Regions from separate parts of the Mus musculus genome. Here region 1 is linked to region 2. The links are chromatin loops, found by intact Hi-C in ENCODE. Cell type or tissue: left cerebral cortex. All regions are shown on one strand. Links, peaks and the distances in the headings refer to the core of each region. The heading gives the core; the rest is flanking DNA. Region 1 overlaps Slc25a17 (solute carrier family 25 (mitochondrial carrier, peroxisomal membrane protein), member 17). Region 2 overlaps Mrtfa (myocardin related transcription factor A).

Region 1 (11,361 bases), core at 1,163-9,162, 240 kb after region 2:
CTTGGTTTTAAAAAAAAAAAAGGCCAAGAACTGGAAAGGACACTTTTGTAGAGATAATATACAAACAAGCAATGAGCACACACACACAAAACACTCGACGAAGGAAACACGCACTGATTAAGAGAGAAAGCAATGCCGAGAGAAGAGTGAGAAGCCTACTAACAATCCCTGGACCATAAAGATACAGCTGGCATGGGCACTGCCCCAGGGCCAGACAGAAGACTACGGCTCACTCAGCTACACAGTCACTCCACCTTCCATGCAGCACAGGACTCATTGTTCACTTGGAGCACAGGCACAGAACAAGTCTGCCCCTCCTCATGCATCCAGACACCACTGCCTGTGCAGCAGCACATACAAGGTACACACCAGTAAGTCCTTAAAGGAAAATGGGTGCCACCCTATAGAATCATCAAAGTCGGTTGGAACCTTATGGTCACATACCAGAAGAAGCAGGCCCTAGGACAGATAAGACCAAGGAAAGGTGAAACACCCTCATCTGAGCCTCTTGAAGGAAATGTCTAACACTACAACGTTGACAGTCCACACTGACCTATCACCTGACCATCTGGCATGTGTGCCAAGGGACTAGTATAGGCAGCAGAGATGTTCTAAGCACTTTAGGGACTGCAGCCCAGCTTTGTGCCACTGCTGACACAGCCTACTTCCACTGCCATCTGATAGTCTACCAGACCGTCCACGGGGACCTGCCCCTCACTTCTGCAGCCTCCACAGCCTGTCCACATTGGCAGCAGCTTTCTTCTACTCTGAGGCTCAGTTCCAACCTGTGAAATCTACAGCCTGGCTCCGAGGTAGGGGCATCTCCGGCAGCTCTCCAACAGGCTCATTTGCTAACACAGCACCCCAGAATCTCTTTGCACCCACCATCCTCCTGCCTCCACCTCTTTAACCCTCTGTGTCCCTTAGTGCTCACACACATCATTACAGTTGATTATAATATGAGCTCTAAAAGATAAGATCAGTGGCTAAGATCACAACAAAAGAACTGCCAGCTACCAAGGGAAATTGGGACACCGCAAATTACAGCCAAAGAAACAGATGGAGCTTGTAAATTTATCCTTATTCAAAAATTCTGACATTGTGAAAAGAGATTTATGTGTCCATCATTGCTTCTGACATGGCACACTCACAACAATTACATATGATATTCGATACCATTTGAGGACATACATACAAAAGTACTTGAGACGAGGGCATCTTTTTAGGTGCCCAGCCCTGTGTTCATGGAGCACTATTCACAACAGCAAGTGGTGGATGCCACCCAAGTGTCCGTTAGCAGATGAGTGGATTCACAAATGTAAAGCAGTCACACCGCAGAGTGTTATCTACCTGTGAAACGCTACAATATACTTGAATATCGGGGATACTACTGACTGAAATAAGCCTGCTACAAAAGACAAATACCATACGATTCCACTTACAAGCAGTAGCTAACGTAGTCAAATCCTTAAAAGCAGAAAGTAGGATGGATGATGGTTACCAAGGGCTGGCGAGGGAGAGACAGGGAATTTACTTTGGGTGTATGAGGTTTGTAAAATGAACACCTCTGGTATCAGTTTTAAAATGCAAGCATATTTCATATGACTATCTTAAAATGGCTAGTGACAAATTTTATGTCATGTGTTTTTAAGTTCACATTAAGAAGACATGTCAGTGCTGAGCGGTGGTGGCGCATGCCTTTAATCCCAGCACTTGGGAGGCAGAGGCAGGCGGATTTCTGAGATCGAGGCTAGCCTGGTCTACAAAGTAAGTTCCAGGACAGCCAGGGCTACACAGAGAAACCCTGTCTCAAAAATACCAAAAAAAAAAAAAAAAAAAAAAAAAAAAAAAAAAGAAGACATGTCAGAAAAACTGGTCATATTCTCTGTAGTATTACTGAGTGCTAAAATCATCTCTTAGAGGATATATGAAGCATAGATCAACATTAAAATATAAACATATTTTATACACAGAAAACTTTGTTACCTGCTACAAACCCAACCACGAGATCTTTTCCTGTAGAAGAACGCTGACCTTTGACCCACACTGCTTTGAGGCTATTAAAAGTGTAAAAATAGACAAAATTGGAGCAGCAGAGACTGGAAATAACTGGAAACCATCCTCGGTATGGTGCCAGGCTACGGAAAAAACACAATAAACAAAGTAAAGATCATGAACAAAAGCCATGGGCAATTGCCAGAGAGGCCTGTCAAGGTTTGAATGTAAGCCACTCCCTCCAGGCTTATGTATGTGCATGCTTGATGCCAACACCTCTACCCACAACTGGTTTAGAAGGCTTCGAAGTCTGTAAGAGGTAGATCCTTGCAAGAGGGGACAGTCACTGGGGATGTTCCCCGTCCCACTTCCCGTGGAGGCAATGTGATCAGCTGGCATGCCTGATCTATCATGATGGACTGTGAAGGAAGTCAGAATAAACCATCCCTCCCTTCTCTTGCTTGACATAGAACTGAGAGAAGTAAGTAGTATGAAGCCAGGAAAAGTCTGGCTTCTACTGACAATCTCACGGTATGACAAAGAGCAGGACATCTGCAGCACCTTAAAAGGTTCTCCCCACAGGTGCTTAGAGCTGCAGGAAGTAGCTACAGCATACGACAGAAAGCACACATGGACCACAGGAGGCCAGCAGGAAAGAGGGGGATGTTTCATCATACTGTCTAGCCTGACCCTGAACACCTGCATTAAGCAGTTCTTCCCCAGCCTCCTACAGAGCGGGCACTACAGGTACGCACCATTGTACTACCTCGGCACTCATTATTCTTATTGAGAATACATTGGTTCAGAGGTGAAGAGCACTGACTGCTCTTCTAGAGGTCCTGAGTTCAATTCCCAGCAACCACATGGTGGTTCATAACCATCTAAAATGAGATCTGGTGCTTTCTTCTGGCATGCAGGCAAACTTAAAACAAGAATTAAAATTCACATCTTTAATATCAGCACTCAGGAGGCAAAGGAAGGTGGATTCCTATGAGTTCAAGGTCAACATAGCTTGTCCCAAGCCAGCCAGGGCCTTATAAGGAGACCTTATCTTGAAAAGAAAGTGGAGGGGAGAATATATTATTTTAAACTGTCATAGAGGTTAAATGCTCTGATGCACATAACTGACAAACTCAAAAAAGTCTTATGATATGTGTGTGTGCTAAAGACGGAAACACAGGGAGGGCAAGTGGAAACGTAAAAATGGTCAATAAAAGCGTAAAGCGGGCAGTGATGCACTGTACCAATTTCAGTTTTGAAATTGTTTGCAACTCTGAAATTATCTCAAAATAAAAATTCAAAGAAATTTAAAAAAGAAGAAAAATAATGCAATCTGTCTGGATGCAACTGATAGGAACAAACTCTGTATGTGTGTGTCTTGTGCAATGTGTGCTACTGGCACTGAAACCAGGCCCTAATATGAAATCAGTGAGCTAAATCCTCAACTCTTGAGCAACAACACTATTGCTTTATTAAACATTAAATTTAGCTGGGCAGTGGTGCCTTTAATACCAGCACTTGGATGGTAGAAACGGGTGAAATTTTTCTCAGTTGGTCTATAGAGTGATTTCTAGGACAGCTAGGGATACACAGAGAAACCCTGTCTCAAAAAACCAAAAAAGAAAAAAAATTTTTAGAAGGTGCCATTAAAAATAAATAAATAATTAATTAATTAAATGGTGGAGGATAGAGAGGGCTTAGCAGGTAAGGGCATTTGTTGCTCTTGAAGAGGACCTGGGTTTGGATCCCCGGACCCACATGGTGGTTCACAACCATGGGATCCAACACCCTCTTATTGCTTCCTTGAGCATCCGACACACACATGATACACAGACATACATGTAAGGAAAGTACTAACACAGAGAAATAAATCTAAAAACAAAACAAAAACCAAACAGATATGTAAGGAATTAAGAATGCATTTGGCTCTATATGTCCCGAGCCTCTGAGCAGGGACTTCAAGTCTCACTCAGCATGGAAGTCTTCATATGAGGCGCTCTGATGGAGCTGTGAAACAGGCAGTACTCACAGGCCTTCTTCCTTAATTATCTCCAGGAGCACTGCATGCGTCGTTTTTGACTTTCTTTTCTCATCGACTGTAAGAATGAAGACAAGTATTATCTGCAGCATCAGCGAGCTTCACCAAAGCGCCATCACTTCATCTGCATAAACTCACTTGTTCTTTGAATTCCCTGCTTTGCCTCAGACCCTCCAGTGTGTCTAGCCAATGGCTTTACTTCCCCAGAGAAAATTCCGTGGGTTTCATCTGTTACTCAGAAAGAATTTTAACTTAAATCCTAATTGCCACAGTAATGCTGAAATGCTATTTCTGGAGTTTTACTAAGCTCTTTCTTAAAATATTTACTTTCTTTTTAATTGCATGTTTGTACATGTGTTTGTGTGTCAGTGTGTGCTTGAGTGCAGGTGCCCTTAGAGGCCAGAAGAGGGTATAGGACCCCTGGAACTGGATTACTGGGAACTGAATTTGGGTCCTCTAGAAGAGCAGTGTATGTTTGTAACCACTAAGCCATCTCTCTAGGTCCATACAGTCCATGTCTCTACCCTTCCTTCCCCATTTCCCTTCCATCCTATGCATGTGTGTCTCTGTGACTTTATGTGTGCCACATGCATGCAGGAAATCTTGGAGTCCAGAGAGCATCAGATCCCCTGGACCAGCAGAGACAGACAATTGTGAACCTCATGATGTAGGTGCTAGGAACCAAACCTGGGTCCTCTGGACCCATAATGTTATGAATTCATAAATATTTCTAATGGCTTAGCCAGTTCTCTAGCCTCACATAGTGCTCTTTTTAAAGCCAACATGCATGTTCTCATTTTTATTTCCATACCTTATAAAGGAAACTGACTACTTTCTTCTCTTTTAAAAAAATTTTATTTATTTTATTTTCTATGTATGAATGTTTTGCCCTACATGCACTATATGTATGCCTGGTGCCCAGGGAAGTCAGAGAGGGTGTTGGATAATCTACAGCTGGAATTACAGATGTTTCAGAACCGCCATGTGGGTTCTGGGAATTGAAGCCAGGTCCTCTGTTAGAGCTACAAACGTTCTTAACCTCTGAGCCATCTTTCAGCCTCTACTCTCTTCCTTTATGAAAGAGGCAGGGAAATAAAAGCAAAGCCAGGATTAAAGCCCAGATTTCCAGCGTCTGGCTTTGTGCTGCTTCCTAGCCTTGAATCCCAGGACAACGCCCTCATTTCTTGGGCACTGTCACTGAAAACAATATCCACATTTCAATTAACTTCAAATTTCCTGCCCACGCTATAAAATTAATCTGAAAACATAAAAATGTGGAAATGAACCAGTTTCTCTAGAATTAAAATTGGTACCAGTATATCTTATGAAATGGCAAGTTAGTCAGTCCCCATTAAACGCAATTTGGCATTTACTCAAAATCACACATCTACCCCTTGATGTGGAAGAAATCTCACATCTGGGAATTTATCCCATAAAGTTTACAGAAACAAAATGGCTTATGAACAAATCTATTATTACATGGTATTTGCAAGAACAATAACAAAAAAGTAAAACAACCCAAGACTTCTTTCGCAATAGGGCAAGGGTAGGCAGCTTATGGTGCATGCAGACTTGACAACTGGCAGACTGGATAAAGAAAAACACACTGCAAAGTTTCAGGGGGAGAGGAGCTGGAGAGAGAGCCCAGCAGTTAAGAGATCTGGCTGTTCTCCCAGAGGACCCAGGTTCAATTCCTAGCATCTACATGGTGACTCACAACCCTCTGTAACTCCAGTCTCAGAAAATCTGGTGCCTTTTCTGGTCTCTGTGGGAATGAGGCACACGTGTACTATACAGACATACATTTGGGCAAAACACTCATATATAAATAAAATCTAAAAAAGAGTATTTTTAAATGCAAGGTCTAGGACAGAGCAGACTGCTTTTTATATGAGTAAGACAGAAAACTCAGAATATAAATCACTTGCTTGTTACTGCATAAAGCCTGAAAGGCTATTCAGGAGACCAGGAAAGGCTGACCGACAGCCTCATGCTTCACTCCTATACATCAGTGGGCTCTAGTCTCTGCAACACCCATCACTCTTTTTATTTTGTTCTGCCTCTCTCGCTCTCTCTTTCTTCTTCTTTCTCTGAAACAAGGTCTCAGTACAGCTCCTGTGCTCAAAAGGCCCACAGGCCTCAGACTGTAGCTAGAACTGTAGGTGTGTATACAATGACCACCTACACCTGCTATTCTGAAGGATGTCCAATCGAGAAATCTTGGAGCTGGAGAGATGGCTCAGCACCCGTATCAGGTGGCTCACAATCACCTGTAACTCCAAGGATTCCAAAGTTCCAGGCTTCTGAGGCTACCTGCACTCATGTGCACATACCCCCAAACAGACACACAATACTACACATACATACAATTAAGAGTAATTTTAAAAACTAAGAGACAAAGAGAGTGAAATCTTCCTAGAGATGAAGATACCAAGAAACACCACAGTGTTAACGATGGTGGAGAGGGGTGAAGGTGGATTGGAAGTTTCTCCTTTCTATGTATTTTGCTTTGTGGATCATATAAATATTTGCTTATCTAAAAATTCTAACCACAACCAGTAAGCAAAGTGTTTAACCTTTGAGTTAGTTTTCAAACTCTCTATGCAACTTGTGGCATTGGTTCATAATTTCAAGATGAAAAGAAAATAGAAGGAAGGGGAAAAAAAGAATTATAGCAAAATGCAAAACCCTGCAGTGCCAGAGGCAGGTTAGGGCGACATGTCTAGATGAGCAGGAATGGCTATTTGTCTCCACTGCTTTCTAGTTTCTATCCTCTTTAGAAAACCTTCCTCCTTTAAAAATGTCCAGTGTAGGCCGCAAAATCACCCTGGAGACAGAGTTCAAGTGGAGCACTTGCCTAGCACACGGGAAGCCCGGGTCTGGCTGCCTACTGTAAAAGCCATGGAAGTTTAGAAAGAATGGTAATGGCTTGAGATTATAAATGTAAGAAGCCCTTTGGTCTCTCATCCACTATGAGTCTTCTAAGAAACTGAAGGCTGGTAGCCAAAGGGCAGTCCTTCTCATCAGGCTCTGATGTCTCCAAGGGGGGCACCCTCGTGTGAATGATTGAGGTGGAAAAATCAGGAAAGCTGAAGCTGACTAGGCCAGTTTCCCTGTGTGTCTGTCTCTTGTAGCAGCTCCTCACTTTGTCCCAGTACTGATTCCTTTACCAAGCCTGCCAGTACCCGACCTTGGGGCTGACTCTCTTAGGATATATTTTGGTTTCCACGGTGAGCTCTGCTCAGACTTGTTTGGTGGGCTTTACACTGCAGTGCCCAGACACCAGTGGTATAAGTGCAGTCCCAATTCCACTGCCCACTCACCCATCATGCAGTACATCGTCCTAGTTTGGAAATCGATCACACGGAAGCATAGAGAGTACATTTCTCATCTGCCTTTTCTAATAACTGCTAAAGGAAAAAAAATACCTTTTTTCATGTGTGGGCTTGCTACGTGATAAAGTCAGTGAGATGGATTTCAGAAGGGCAGGTGTCTTGGGGTGCTGCCATGAGTAAAAGCTGTATGTAATCACTTCCTAGTGTGAGGAAATTCACCCTTGGCTTAACCCTTCAGGCCACCCTTTTTCTCTTCTAGGAGCCTGAAGAGCCTTGGTATTGAAGACTGTTTCTTAAGTAACTGCTAGTCAGTTTATAATAGAAACTTCTCCCATACACTTATTCTAACCTTTCCGACTACACATTGGGGAATTCCCTCTGTGGAATTCTCGACAGGTGACCCTCTAATTTACTTCAACTTAAGTTGCCACAATTATCCTTGGAGAACAATATGGGGGTGAACACTCCGTGGCCAAGCACTGGTCTAGTTGCTGTACAAAGCTTGTTCTCCCCCAGTACGGGAAGAGAAGGAGTAGGGATCAGGTATTTAAGTCAGGTGCATAGCCATAACGCAAGAGCTTTAGAGGCGGAGGCAGGGGGATGAGCCATGGTTAGGCTAGATAGTGAGTTTGAAGCCAGTTGGGCTATATATAACCCTGTCACAAAACCAAGCAAGCAAGCAGACAACAGCAGTATGTAGACAGAATATCCTTATCTCGGTGCAGTATGGAGTAGAAGATGTTTCCCAACATCAAAGGATCAATACATGAGATCATTACTCACCCTGAAGCCGAAGTCTAGCAGTATCCAAGGGGAAGAACACTGTCATGGCAGTCACACTTCCCTGCAAAGTTTTAAAAGGGCTTTAGCCATTACAGTAAATAAACATGGGCCACAACTTTAAAAAGATGGGTGTGGTTTTTCTTTATGTCTACACGCACGTCTGTCTGTGCATTATTTGCACGCCTGGTATAATGTGGAGGCTAGAAGAGGATGTCAGATTCCCTGGGACTGGAGTTCAGATGCTTGTGAGCTGGTATGTGGGTCTGGGGACTGAACCCAGGTCATCTACAGTAGCATCTGGCTGTATTTAAAAAAAAAAAAAGATTTATGTATATGAGTGCTCTGTCTACATATTTGTCTGCACACCAGAAGAGGGCATCAGATTCTATTACTATAGATGGTGGTGAGCCACAATGTGGTTGCTGGGAATTGAATTCAGGACCTCTGGAAGACCATCGAGATGGTTTAATCATAGCCCCACCCAGACTACAATTTTTAAACTATCAAAAACTCATAAGTAATGTTTGGCTGTGGTACTTTGCATCTGCTCCCATCAATTGCTAAGAACATGGCCCACAGAATCACAGACTGGAACTCCTGGAAACTTGAGAGATCAGGGGACCTGTAGGGTCTGACCCAGGTCCTCTGCTATACATGTTATGGCTAAATAGCTTGGTGTTCTTGTGGAAATCCTAACAGTGGGAGCAGGGGCTGTCCTTGACTCTCTTGCCTACTTGTAGGACCCGTTCCCCTCTACTGGGTTGCCTTGTCCAGCCTTGATGTAATGGTATATGACTGGTCTTACTGTAGTTTGTTATGCTGTGTTTGGTTGATGTCCCTGAGAGGGCTGAGATGTTCTTCTCGGTCTGAGGGAAAAGAGGAGAGGAGAGGTGGGAAGGAGGGGAACCTGCTGTTGGGATGTAATATAAGAGAAGACTAACATAATACTACAAATAAAAACTGCATACCACATCTAATATAACACGCTTGAATCAAAAGAAAAATATATTATGTAACATTAAAAAAACCACAACTAATTGGTGCTATCAGTTAAATTAAATTCTTACCAAATAAACACAGTACTTCAATCGATTGGGATTATCCACATATAAAATTGCATTATTAGGTATTTAGAAGGAGAGTTTAATTTTCCAAAAGAAATACCTTTTGTTTCTCTGATACTGAAAAAGAAACAAATCTATAGCACATTTGAAGACAGCAGATAAATGGAGTTTTGACTTTTTTTCAGGTCAGTTGCTACTACGATGCCTCTGATACTCCCCAAAATCAAAACAGTCGATAATCAAAAAATATAGTCTAAGTTGGATATGGTAGCACACATCTTTAATTTCAGAATTCAGAGGCAGACTGATCTCTATGAATTTGAGGCCAGCTTGGTCTACATAGCAAGTTCCAGGATAGTCAAGGCTACATGGCAAGACCTTGTCCCAAAAGACCAATATGTGTATGTGTGTGATACATATGTACATATATGTGACTACTTCCTAATAACTTAATATAATCACCAAAAATTGAAAAGGCATGCAAGAATCGTATTATGATTTGAAATGTGTGTGTGTGTGTGTGCGTGTGCACGTGCGTGCATATGTGTGTGTATGCATGGAGAGCCCAGAGGCTAAAGTATAGTTTCTTATTTGTAACTAACTATGAAAATGTCACAGTGTGTTGTAGTTTATTAACCAGCTGACCTTAAAAAAGGAAGATTATTTTGGATGACTAAGTGAAAACGAAGAAATTACTGGACTCCTTAAAAGTATCAGGGGCTGGCAAAATCACTCATTGAGTAAAGGCTCTTGGTGTCAATGTGATGACATCAGTTCAATCCCATGACCCATATAATGGAAGGAGAGAACTGGCTTCTACATGCTGCTCTCTGACCACCACACACGTGCACACATATCTACACATATAAATAAATTAAATGTAAACAAAAAAAATTAAGAGGGGTGTAGGGGTGCAAGTCTCTAGTTCCAGCACTTAGGGATCCAAGGCAAGCAGATCCTGGCTTGAGGCCAGCCTGATCCACACAGAATTCTGAGCTACATATTGAGACTCTATCTAAATCAAACCAAACAAAAGACAATCTTTAAAAGGGAGGAGGAGGAGGAAACAACTCTGGGTTCTATTCCCAACCCTGGAGGAAAGAAGACTCGGGAGCAGGTCAGAGGAGTAAGTAGGAGAAAGCAACTGGGTGTAAGAAGAGACTCCAACTACGAACTCTGGCGATGGAGGAAGAGGCCACTAGTCAGGAAATGTAGCAGCCTCTGGAAAGTGGTCAAAAGAAGGAAATGATCTTTACCTAGAGCAGTGGATCTCAACCTGTTAATACAGTTCCTCATGTTGTGGTGATCCTCAGCCATAAAATTATTTCCGTTGCTACTAGAAGTGTAATTTTGCTACTGTTATGAATTATAATGTAAATATCTGATATGCAGGTGGTTTTAGTTGACCCCTGTGAAAGGGTCGTTCAATACCCCCAAAAGGGGTCTTGACCAGGGGCTGAGAACCACTGCCTTGAAAAAGAAACATAGCTATTGCAATGTCTTGCTTTTTATTTCAATAAACCTGCACTGGCCTACCTTACAGATGATAAACAGGTATGGTTTTAAGCTACTTGGTAGGCATGGTCACATTTGTTATGTAGAAACAGAAAACTGATACAACAGAGGATAAACCCTGGGAGGCAGAAGGAAGCCCTGTAGTACCTTTCACAGTAGTCAGGGAATCCCAGTCCAGCTTCTGGACTTCCCTAAGGTGACCAGAAATATGCAGGTAGCATAGGAAGCTAGCTAGCCAGAATACCAGCCTGACTTATCATCCCTGGAGACCAGCAGCAGTAAATAAACAGAACTCAAAGGATAGGACACACACACACACACACACACACACACACACACAGAGAGAGAGAGAGAGAGAGAGAGAGAGAGAGAGAAAGCAGAGAGAGCGCTCCCCTATGTTTTGTTAGAAACATGAATGTGAAGCTTAAAACTTGAATGCTGAGATGGGAGTTTCTGATTACAGCAATACAGTGTCATAGGCGACATGCTGCTAATTATCCAGAAACCCTGAATAAAATATAACAAACACCCTTCTGCTTACTGCAATGCACTAGAAAGTACAGGAGAGCCTTGGAGGGCTAGAGATTAGCCATCCACAGGGTTAAGCAGGTTCGTGTATTCCAGGGGCTGC
Region 2 (11,361 bases), core at 1,748-9,747:
TCCTTTCTTTTCTTCTTCTCCTTTCTCCTCCTCCTCCTCCTCCTCTTCTTCTTCTGATTTATTTATTTTGTTAGTACACTGTTTGTTTGTTTGTTTGTTTTGTTAGTAAACTGTAGCTGTCTTCAGACACACCAGAAGAGGGCATCAGATCCCATTACAGATGGTTATGAGCCACCATGTGTTTGCTGGGAATTGATCTCAGGACCTCTGGAAAAACAGTCAGTGCTCTTAAACAATGAGCCATCTCTCCAGCACCCTTGTTGGAGTTTTAAAATTACATTTGTATTTATTTAGTCCCATTTCATGAATGTTAAGGACAAAGGACAACTTGTGGGAGCCAGTTCTCTCCTTCTAACATGTGGGTCCCAAAGATCAAAGTCAAGTCATCACGCTTAATGGCTGGTTCCCTTACCCACTAAGCCATCTTACCAACAATGTTTTAGTCTTTTTTGTGAGAAGGTCTCAACACTGTAGCTTAGGCTGGCCTGGAACTATGTAGCCTCGGCTAGATCTGAACTTGGGAAGCCTCCTCCCTTGGCCTCCCAAATAGTAGGATTATAGCAATTTAAACCACTAGAACACAGAGATGTGTTCCATCTCTTACTATGTATCTTCATGCTTTCAAGTTTTAAGTATCCTCTATAGATGTGAAGCAAGATCATAGTGATTAAATATTACACACTATATATTATGGTAGTATATATTTTTCACTACTGCATCTCTCTTCATCAGTTTAATTTCTTCTTGTGTAACCCTTCTATGCTCACTCTGCTGCTACCATGTACTCAGTGACTGCATGACATTAAGCAGGCCCCAGACACTGTGAGCTCAGCCCAACACTGCCCTGCACCTTAAGAAGTACAAGGCAAAGAAAGTTGGGTTATGAGTGTCAGTGGTAGCACAAGGCCTTTGGTATTTTCCCTTGTTATTAAAAAGAAAAACTTTTAAAATAATGTCTGTAGTATTCATAAAAGTGAGGCTCCAAAAAAGTAAGACTGTATACGGCTCATCTTTGTTGAATTTGGCATTGTTTTAATGAGGCTAAAATTGTGGTTCAGAGTCTTGACAGCCTGCTTCATCCAGAGAAACAAAGGATCGGGAGACAAGAGAGGTGAAGGAGGAATTTAGATTCCTTTGATCTGGATCTTAACTCGAGAGAGCCCAGATAAATCAGTGAGTCAGAGAGAGGGCAGTGAATGTAAGCAGAGCGCCTAGGACAGCTGTCTGTCTGCTACCTGTCTTGTGAGACCATCACCCAGGCCAAAGAAGACAGGGCAAGGTGGAGGGTAGACAGTGGTAGGTCTGCGGCATTATGACCTGACTTCCTAGGGGTGGGAAGTAAGCACCCAGACATCAGGGGTTTTATCTCCTCTGGTCCTCCTTCCCTCCTTTCCTCTTTTGAACTAGTAACCCTCTATCTAGTCCTAGCTGTACTGGAACTCACTATCTCAGGCTAGCCTCAAACTCCCAAAGATCCACCTGCCTCTGTCTCTCCAGTGCTGGTATTAAAGGGCGGTGGCACCAAGCCCTGCCTTTACCTTCTCTCTTAACCCCACCGTCTCTGGGGGTTCATATCTAGCCTCACACACTGGAGATCTCAGCGTCTCTGTAAATATCTTGAAGCAGAAAGAACATTGGGAAGACAGCGAGGACACAAATTCTCCTCCCACCACTGTCACAAATTACATGACCTAACCCCAAATAAACTAACCCCAAAGGCCAATTTCCTCTTTTCAAAAGAAAACGAGGACAAGAAAATACCCAGGGTTTCCTTCAAGCTCTGCAGTTCCTTTAGAAGAAATCAGGGTGTTTCCAAGCCCACAATGTTGAGAGCTCACAGACCTAAAAGCAGGTGACATAGGCTGAAGGTTCTGATGTTTTTGATCTGCTCTCTAGACTTATGAGTGGTGTGTGAGTGTGTGTGTGTGTCCTAAGAGAGTAGCATGTACCAAAACGGGCAGGATTTAATGTGCTACTGTCCCCGTGCCTTGGCTTTTCCCCAGCTTTCATTGAAGTGACTGCCATCCCCTATTCTGCACATTTTGTTTTAAAATGAACAGTGCAGGGAAAACTGCCATGATCAAGGAGTAAGAAGTCAAAGAAATATTTAGGAGTTAAGTACAAAGATATCAAAGGGTAAGGAAGTTAACAAACAAAGGAGAAACTTGTTTAATTAATGAATTTTTTTCAATAGGCAATATTCAAGTGGTGTAAAACATAAAAGGATCCAAAAGGACATGAAGAGCAAGCGTGTCCAGTAAGTGTGCTTACCCAGGCTAGGCTCTGCGTGTCCAATAAGTGTGCTTACCCAGGCTAGGCTCTGCTTCTTAGGCTGAGTAGTAGGATTCATGAGTTTACATATGTGTCAAGTGTATACACCTACTGCATACCTATATATCCTTTTGCATGTATAGCATGGTCTCAGAATAAGCTCAAAAGACCACATCCCATCTGTCAGGCCTGAGCTCTAGCGCACCCCCATTCTGAAAGATAGTCAATGCTGGGGCCCTATCTTATTTATTCCCTTAGGGACAGCTTCAGAAATTTTACAATGTCCATTCGAGTCACTTTCTAATTGTGACAACCCAGACAGACTCCTATGGCAGTGACACAAACTCTAGTCATGGCTTGATTGGAACACTAGGGTCCATATAAAAACCCACATCCTCACAGACAGGGCATACTACAAATTCAGAGAGGCAAAAGAATGTCAACTTTGAAAGCCACAAAGCTTTGGATAACGACCGGCTAAAACAAAGGATGATGGCCACTGGATTCATTTATTTATGGAAGATTACAAAATACTTTTACAAAAATCTTAAGGGCTTTGCGTATTAGTCAGGAGAACTAAGTCAAACAAAGTTCCATCATTCCTCAGAAAATAAATTAGTGTCTCTCATGTGCCACCGCAGGAATCCACATATAGTGATTTGCTCTTCAGACGAGTAAGTGGGGGCCGCCCATAGATGACAGCGGCACGCACACAGCTGCCTGTAACAGCAGCTCCTGCACTCACAGGGACACAGCCACACAGATACATATACCCATAATTAAAGATAAACTTCTTTCAAAGAAGCGAACGACCTAATCTGGAAGCCCCGTGTAAGTGATACCTGGTGTGCACTGAGGCCTCGGGAGTGACAGGAGGGAGGGATCCTACTGAGACAGGTTTCACAGAAAGGCAGCGCCTCTGGCAGTGCCGAGGAGGGAAACCTTCACAGACATCCCAAGATGTCCTGCCAGAGCCCCCAAGCCTAAATACTGAGTGGAAACTGCTGCTGAGCACAGTGTACCACAAACGCACCTTCAGTTCTCTATGAAGGGTTTAGTTGTTCTCTGATGTGAAAGGCATGTCTCTTAGAACGCTGTTAAGGTACAGATTAACACAGTGCTTGGCTTCTAACAAGAGTCACTGTTTACTGGCATCTCAGAGCAGATTCTTTTCATTTTCTGTCAAAATGGTAACTGCATCACTCTTACAATGGGCTTGTGGCTATGGCACTCCAGCATACAACAGTAAAGTCCGTATCTATCGACCCTTGGTCCTACCTGTATCCACAGCCTGTCACTTCACCTACACTTGTCTTACACGCTGCTGTCCTTTGAAAGTTTTATGAAGTAGCTGTGTGACAGATGGGTGACCAGCCCTGCCCAACACGTGCTGTAGGAAAACCTGCTCTGAGACAAGAAATGACAAAGAACAGTCCTTCCTCTCCCTTTAGAGCTAGGAACACTGGAATTATCTCAGAGGAAGAAGAAGCCTTGCACCTGCATTGTGAAATGTTATTGTCTAAGATACCTACAAATAAAAATGATCGAAAAGAAAGGGCTCAAATATTAAAATCTGCCCCTGAAGTAAAATATGCACTTGGCCTCACATGGCAGAAAACCTGACTACAGGTGGGAGAAGAGAGTCAGTTAACTGGGAGCACCTGAGCTGCCTCATCAGAGACAGATGGGAAACACTCAGCTAAGCACACTGTTTGTTTGGAACACAACGCTCCAGAGATCTGTGGGAGCAAAGGGAAAGAGAACCTGAAATGCACAGCACATAAGAACAGAACAATTCATATGATAAATGACTCATTATGGCTGATTGTAAACCAGGAAGAAGAGAATGGCAGTGGATTCTTCTTCCCTGGCCCTTCCTGTCCAGAGGCGCAACCTGTAATGTCTTCAGCTGATGTGGCCATGGGTCTGACAACACTCACTCTAAGCACTCCCCAGGGAGAATGGAGACCACCATGCCAGTGACTGTGTCAGCATCACCAAAGAGTTTCGTTCTCTGCGTGGGGCCAGGGAACGGGGTAGAGGGTACAAATGGCACTTGTGTGTATCTGTCAGAAAACACTACAGATTACAGTTTAGTAGAAGTCTAAAAATAAGAAAGGGAACATTCTCTATTTTTAGATTATCTGACTTACAAATTTTAAAAACACCAAAAGTAAAAGAAACCATTAAAAAAAAAACTATCTGACATTTTTAAATGTTTTAAGAGAAGCTTTGAATTAGAAAACTATTTTTAGAGATAGAATTTCAAAAATCCTGCATTCTTTCTGTTAACTGCTTCCCTATCTGTAAAATTTAACCCCAACCTGTGCTTTATCAAGAGCGTTCCCATAGATGCTTAAAGATGAAATGGAAAGGATTTACAGAGAAGAGAGAGAACAGTGGAGGAGCCCACAAAGGATACTTTCACAGTGACATAAAGAGAGTAGGCTGCAATTAAAGACGTAGCGTGTAAAGCAGCAAAAGCAATGTAATTATCTTTCTCTAAAAGCAGTGCCAAACAGTGATCAAATGGTTAAAGAAAAACGAACAAGTCTCCTTGCTGGGTCCTCCTCAGATCTGTGAGCATCTAACTCTAAGCTGAGTGTGATAACTAGAAACCGCAATTAAAGAAGAAATTAAAAACAGTAAAAACCTGAAAATGAAATAGTACAGGATAATTTATGTTTAAGCTTCCCACCTCAGCCCAGGGCTAACACAAATGTGTTCAACCATCTTAAAGACGCCCGTGGCAAGTGAGCTTTGCAGGAAATAAGGGAATTACCTGACTGCACAGCCATCATTAGCATCTCAGGCTCCAGCAGAGTCATGACGGAGGAGTCTTCACGGAAACAGATCACAGATACAAAAAGTCACAGGGAAAGTCTAAAAGGCCACAGCAAGCTTTACCAATTCAGTCTCATGCCTGTGCGCAGAGGAGAGCGTGAGCCCTCACTGCTCTTCTCCGGGAAGACATCAACTCTCCACCCTTCAGGCAAGTCAAGATGGCCCAGAGTTGAGTGAGTGCAGACAGGAAGCCCAGCGCTCCAGAGAAGACCTGAAGTTCGTGGTTAGAGCAGTGGCTCCTCCCCTCCTGTCCTCTCTAGGGGCAGGGGAGGGGCATAGAAAGACTTCGTAAGACAGATCAAACTGCTTCCCTCTCTTAAAAATGGGAAGACAGGTTTTATTCAAAACTCTACTAGAAGGAACTCTGGGGCTAACGCAGTTTCGGACAACAAAGCAAACACAATCCAAGCTGAGTCTCATGAAAGAAACCCTCGGAGATCAGACACGCATCAACATATAATACAAATAAACACATATTCGGCGTAACTTTGCTGAGGAGTCCAACAGCCTTGCAAACGTGGTATTTATAGGCAACAGCTAAGAAAGCTGATTACTTAACTACAGTTCAACTGTTTCCCCACCCCCTCTCCAACTAAAAAATGTTTCCAAAAGCCGGAGCGGGAATCTGTTTCTCACATCTGCCAGTCATCCTAAAGAGCCCCTCACTGCTCATGGGGGGACATGCTAGCTGTGGATGGACAGAATGCCACAGATAACCTTCCTAAAATGCTCTATGAACATGCTGGAGTATGGCATATATGTGAAAGAGTCCTTTCCTGATAACCCTCGGCCTTTCCCTAAAACAAGGAGCAGCTCTTCGAGATGAGAATAGACGAGGGCATTTTGCTTTCCCGGGAAGAAAAAAAAACCCAAAACCTAATATCCTTTTCAATTACAGGTAGAAATTATTTCATGCCTCAATAAAGGTCATTTATCCCTTTTGCAGTTTGTTTAAATAACTGATACAATAAAATGATATTAATATGCTTCTGGGCAATTTGATGGACTTTTAATAAATATCAGGAAACTAGGAAGCTGTTGGGCCGTTACCTAGAATTCCTGACTCTTTCTGGTGAAGCACACTAGGGCAGTCCTGGCCCAGTGGATGCCTTCATGCCTACAAAATCAAACAAGTAATAAACGCAAGCCCTGGGAGACCTTTTAAAAGAACAGCTTCACAAAGAAGGCAAGGCACAAAAGAAAGGGCAATGCAGATTTGGTGCAGGGAGGTTGGTTCTTTCTCACTCCAAGAACACGGTGTTTAAGAGCCGAGCTCTATATAGAGCTCAGGGAATGACTCAACAGGCAGTGGAGTGGCAGCCAGTGTGGGCGCACGATGCTTTGGAGGCAGCGCATTCTCAAGGCCCCCTTCTGGCAACCGAGCTCCAACTGTCATATGAAAAATGAGAGAATTTCAACTGGGACTGTTTAAGAGTCTGGTCAGAGGTTAGTAACGTGGAAGAGCATCCCTAAAAGGCCGAGTCATCCCTTTGAACCTCTGGAGCTGTACAATATGCCGTGAGGGGTTAGTTTGTTTTGTTTCCTTCATATGAAGCAATTTCTCACTCACAGTTCTGTACTTGGAGGAAATTACAAATTACAAGATTTCTGCATAAAGACTGAGAGAAGGGCACAGACTGTCCCCTCCTGCCAGGCACCCCCTGCCATAAGAAGTGCTGACAATGAATGCTGTGCGCCCTCAGGAGACTTGGACAGTTGGGTGGTGTTGGACAATAATGGGAACCGCAGGTTTTAGCTGATCTCACTTATTTACAGCAAATCCTACTGAGAATGAATTTGGGACAGAAGGAACACAAGAAAGAAAAGCTGTTTTAAAAAACAGAAATCTAAAAACGTGATTTTTTTAAAAATCCCAGAATCCAACTGCTATTTGCCTAGCAGTTGGATTCTTCTTTTATTGTGGTGGCTGCTCTCACTTGTCATTTTGACTACATCTGGAATTAACTTAAAACCCAAATGGCTGGACACACCCAGGAGGGACTGAAGTAGGAAGACCCAGTTTTGATCTGGATCTCTGAGGTGGGAAGATCCACCTCTAATCTGGGCCACACCTTCTGCTGGCAGCCTACATAAAGAACATAGAAAAAGGAATCTGCTCTCTGCCTGCTTGCTCTCACTCATGCTAGCAAGCCCATTCCTTCCCTGGCATTTAGAAGCTACTTCCTCACCAGCTGAGCCTCGAGGACTGGATCAACTACGGGATTCTCCAACCTTCCATTGGTAGACAGCCATTGTTGGACTAGCAGGACCTCAGCCTGTAAGTTATCCTAATAAATCCCCTTCAAATAGATAATAGTTAAATGAATGGTAGAGCCATTCATTCTCTCACTATAAATTCTGTTCCTTTAGAGAACACTAACACAAACATCTTTGCATCTCTCCACAGTAACTGTACAAACAGGCTTTAGGACTAGGCTCCCCAGGTCCAAAGTATTGGATTCAAAGTATTGAAAGCTTTTCTTCCATATTTTTTTCATGTAAATTGGTAATATTTCATAAAAAGAACTGAAAGATACACTGATAAAAGCATACGGAACTGAAGTATACATTCGCTACATTGGGCCATAGCCCCCTGGGGATGAAGGACAACCACACGGGAAATAAAATGAAAGCTTTGCGCCTTTCCAATCATGACACTCTAGCTAACCAAGGCGAATTTAACATGAGCCATTCGCTATTACTGCACTAAAGGGACATGATACTACAAATGCCAGTATAGTTCTTAAATGCTTGGCATGTTTTGGTAATTCCTTAAAACATTTAAAGAATGTTAAATAAGATAACTTTGCATATTACACATGGGTTTCCTTCCTACCCCATCAGATGCCAAAACCCCCAAAGGCCTTTGGTCTTCCAAATCTGGAAGAACCAGCCAGAGAGGTGATACAGACTCAGAACCTAACACCCTGGTAACAAGGCAGAAAGACTGAAAAGTATGTACCTGGGGCTACATAGTGAGATTGTGACTTCAAGGAAGAAAATAAAATAAAAGAGAGAAAAGGGGGGGGAGGAGAAGACCAACCACACAGGCAAGCAGTATTTACACGAGACACCGTGAGAACGTGCCAGTGCTTCCATACTCTTCCTGCCTCCTTCAGCATCCCCCTTAGAGTTCCCAATGACGCCTCTCTCTCTGCCCCTCTAAGGACACCCTTCCTTTCTTTTACACACTCCCAGGGCAGTCTCATCCTTCCCGAATGTTTGAACTTCCAACTAAATTTTAGCCCATGTCTAACTCTGACATCACCTTTAAGTCTGCAACTATTCCTCTCTACTTGGCTATCTTTAATTAAGCACATATGTCCAAAAGCAAGCTTGTAGTATCATCACCCTGTACTGCTCCCTGCAAGGCAGGCCTTTCCCTTTCTCAATTACAGAGATCCCAAACCATAAACTTATGCTCCACCCAGCCCTGAACCACTAATGAGTTACAAAATGCAAAATTAGTTACCAAATGGAATTGATTACATCATAATATATTCCTCAAAGCCATTTTTTATTCTATCCCTTCACTTAGTACTTCATTCCAGGCCTTTCAATGTTGCTCAATGTCTGCAAACAGTTTTAACTTACAGAAAAGTTAAACACATACAAAGACAGGAAAGAAGCGTGTACTAAACCGCTTCCATTCCCACCATTCCGCTTGAACTCCTGCCCATGTGGCCACACTTGTTCTATCTGCCCTTCTGTGCTCCTGCCAGCACAGAGCACCCATCAACAACGTGTCATGCCAAAGGAAATCCAAGGCATCCAATTTTCTATAGAGAGAGAATGCAAAACTATTCAGTATAATGGCATACCAAAATATTTTAACCACTTAATATGATCAACTATCTAACTGGTATTTAAATTTTTACCATACCAAAATATTTTTAATCCCTTTATACAAACAACTATCTAAGTAGCGTTTACATTTTTCCAGTTATCTCATACATTTGTGGAAATGGACTTACTCAAGTTGGAGTTCATAGGTGACAACACATTTCCTCTCACTGATATGTCTCTCACATATCCTTAATCTTGTACTTTCTTCAAGAATGCAGGCTGGCTTTCCACATTTTGGATTTTGCTGTTTTTTTCACAGCACTGATCTATCCCTCCTCGTTTCCAGTTATCGAGAGTTAGATATAGAACCCCAATCTAAGTTGAGTTAAAGCTTGGGGCAGAAATGTGTCATAAACTCTCGTTCCTACCTCAGCTGGGCCACAGTGGCATGACCTACATACACAGCCTGCACAGCAGGGGTGATCTGATGTGACCAGGGAATGAAGGAAGGACAGACACATGCAGGCTGGGCACTCCAGGTCCAGTAGCAGCCCAGCACATTTATGTGGCTGAGCAAGAAGGCAGATGTATTATACACAGCTGAACAAGGTAGTCGACAGGCTAGCTACGCTCAGTAGGAGGTCTCCATAGAGAATAGTCTCAGGTCTCAGTCTCAGACATTTGGGAAGAGAAAGCTCTGGTAGTTTCTACATACACATGCCAATTGTTAAACTGTTCATAAACACTTGTACTTGGACCAGAGGGAGACATGACCATTCCCACAGGTCTGAGGCACTGGGTTCTTGGCATGGCCATGCCCACGCCAACAACACACATTTAACACACTTCATCCTCTCCCCATACAGCAGTAACCATACATTCATTCATTCATTCATTTATTCATTTCTAGGCATTGTCTTAACTCTGTAGTCCAAGCTGGACTCAGATGTGTAGCGATCCTCCTTGGGTCTCCTCAGGGCTGGGTGACAAGCATGAGTCACTTGCAGTGTTTCTCCTGTTGTTTAAATGGAGGCCAGAGGATAACTTGCAGGACTCTGCTGGTCCTGAGATTCATCTCAGGCGGCAGGTGCGTTCACCAGCCCCTGAGGTAAATTCTTAACTGGGCTGTTCCTGTCCACGCTTCCTGTATTGAGACGGTCCTAGTTACCAACTGACTCTTTTGCTGTCATTAATTTTTTTCCCACTTTATCTTATTTGTTTAAATTTGTTAACTTTATTTATTTTTTTTTTAAAGATTTATTTATTTATATGTAAGTACACTGTAGCTGTCTTCAGACACTCCAGAAGAGGGAGTCAGATCTCGTTAGGATGGTTGTGAGCCACCATGTGGTTGCTGGGATTTGAACTCCAGACCTTCGGAAGAGCAGTCGGGTGCTCTTACTCACTGAGCCATCTCACCAGCCCGTTAACTTTATTTTTAAGTGACTATGTGTCTGTGTGAGACTATACTACAGGTGTGCAAATGCCCCTCTGCCAGGAGTTTGATCTGTTATCCTAACATCTTGTGTTTTTCCTTTTAAAAGATTTATCGTTTGTAAATGAATTGGCTCATATAACTTGTTTAATCTCTCCCCCCTCTCTCTTTCTGTCTGTCTGTCTGTCTAAGTTAGACAATGAAATCCTCATTTACCTTGATTATTCTCTAATACGTTAGAACTCAGTTGAAAAGAGTCCTGGAATAATTTTTACAACATTAAAATAGTCAAACACTTTAAGTCAGTACTTCTGTAAAAAGTAGAAACTGTTTTAAATACCCAACTGGAGAGAGAGAAAAAATATTCAACAGAGTATGAAAACCTTAAGCTACAAGGCTAAATGGAATCAGGGCACATAACACACAAGTCAGCGGCGATGATGCAGGAGGCATGCCGAATGCTGACAGCAGGCTTCTCTGAGATGTGGGTGGACCTATGAGAAGCCAGGTTTTTTGTTTCTACTGTTTATTTTTTTGGAGTAGGGGGTTCTATCTGCTATCTGTTCACTAGGAGCCTGGCTTAACATCTGATGAATAAGATGGAATACTGATTATCTTTAAGACTGGGATAAAGTAGTTTTAGAAAAGTCTTTAAGTCACTTTATAAATAGTCATTTAATGAATCTTAAGATTTGGACATTTTCAAGTGAGACTAAATCTAGAAAAGCTTTGAGACTCCTGAGGAACATAGTTTTAAAACTCTCTTTTCTTTACCCAAGAAAATATTATAATTTAGATCTGAAACTGCCCACTCAAGACTTTTACTTCTCTCAACGATTAATTAGTACCTCCTGTGCAGCTCTGTGGTGCAGAAGTGTACTGGCGTCCCTCACAGGAAACATGAAAAATTGGCCCTTTCTCCCCTGGCAGTTAAAAACATGCAAAATGGAATGAGGACTTCTTAAGTCACTCAGAGAGGAGGAAAAGCCACATGGAAGGAGTAAATATAACCTTTTCCCACCCAT

Evidence for each region. Peaks named below come from ENCODE experiments on the same cell type or tissue, not always from the same donor. Only the 100,000 strongest peaks of a DNase experiment are listed, where the experiment ranks them.
Region 1: a loop joins it to region 2, with 2.1 times the contacts of the local background. A loop is called at or near these places in 2 of 42 quality-filtered maps.

What each region holds. Positions count from the first base shown.
Region 1 is chr15:81,335,950-81,347,310 of GRCm38, forward strand. It overlaps Slc25a17 (solute carrier family 25 (mitochondrial carrier, peroxisomal membrane protein), member 17), which reads right to left. Exons shown (of 9, transcript NM_011399.3): 2 at 8,152-8,212; 3 at 4,025-4,091; 4 at 1,987-2,138. Among named protein-coding and RNA genes, the nearest start is that of Slc25a17, 19 kb to the right of the region's middle. In left cerebral cortex, for the core only: no CTCF peak of the experiment used is centred there; a DNase peak (open chromatin) is centred at 5,749; H3K27ac peaks cover 298 bases.
Region 2 is chr15:81,099,720-81,111,080 of GRCm38, forward strand. The region is part of intron 2 of Mrtfa (myocardin related transcription factor A); the gene reads right to left. Among named protein-coding and RNA genes, the nearest start is that of Mrtfa, 85 kb to the right of the region's middle. In left cerebral cortex, for the core only: a CTCF peak has its summit at 6,481 (motif pointing left); DNase peaks (open chromatin) are centred at 3,074, 3,658, 3,979, 4,147 and 6 more places; H3K4me3 peaks cover 3,713 bases; H3K27ac peaks cover 4,297 bases.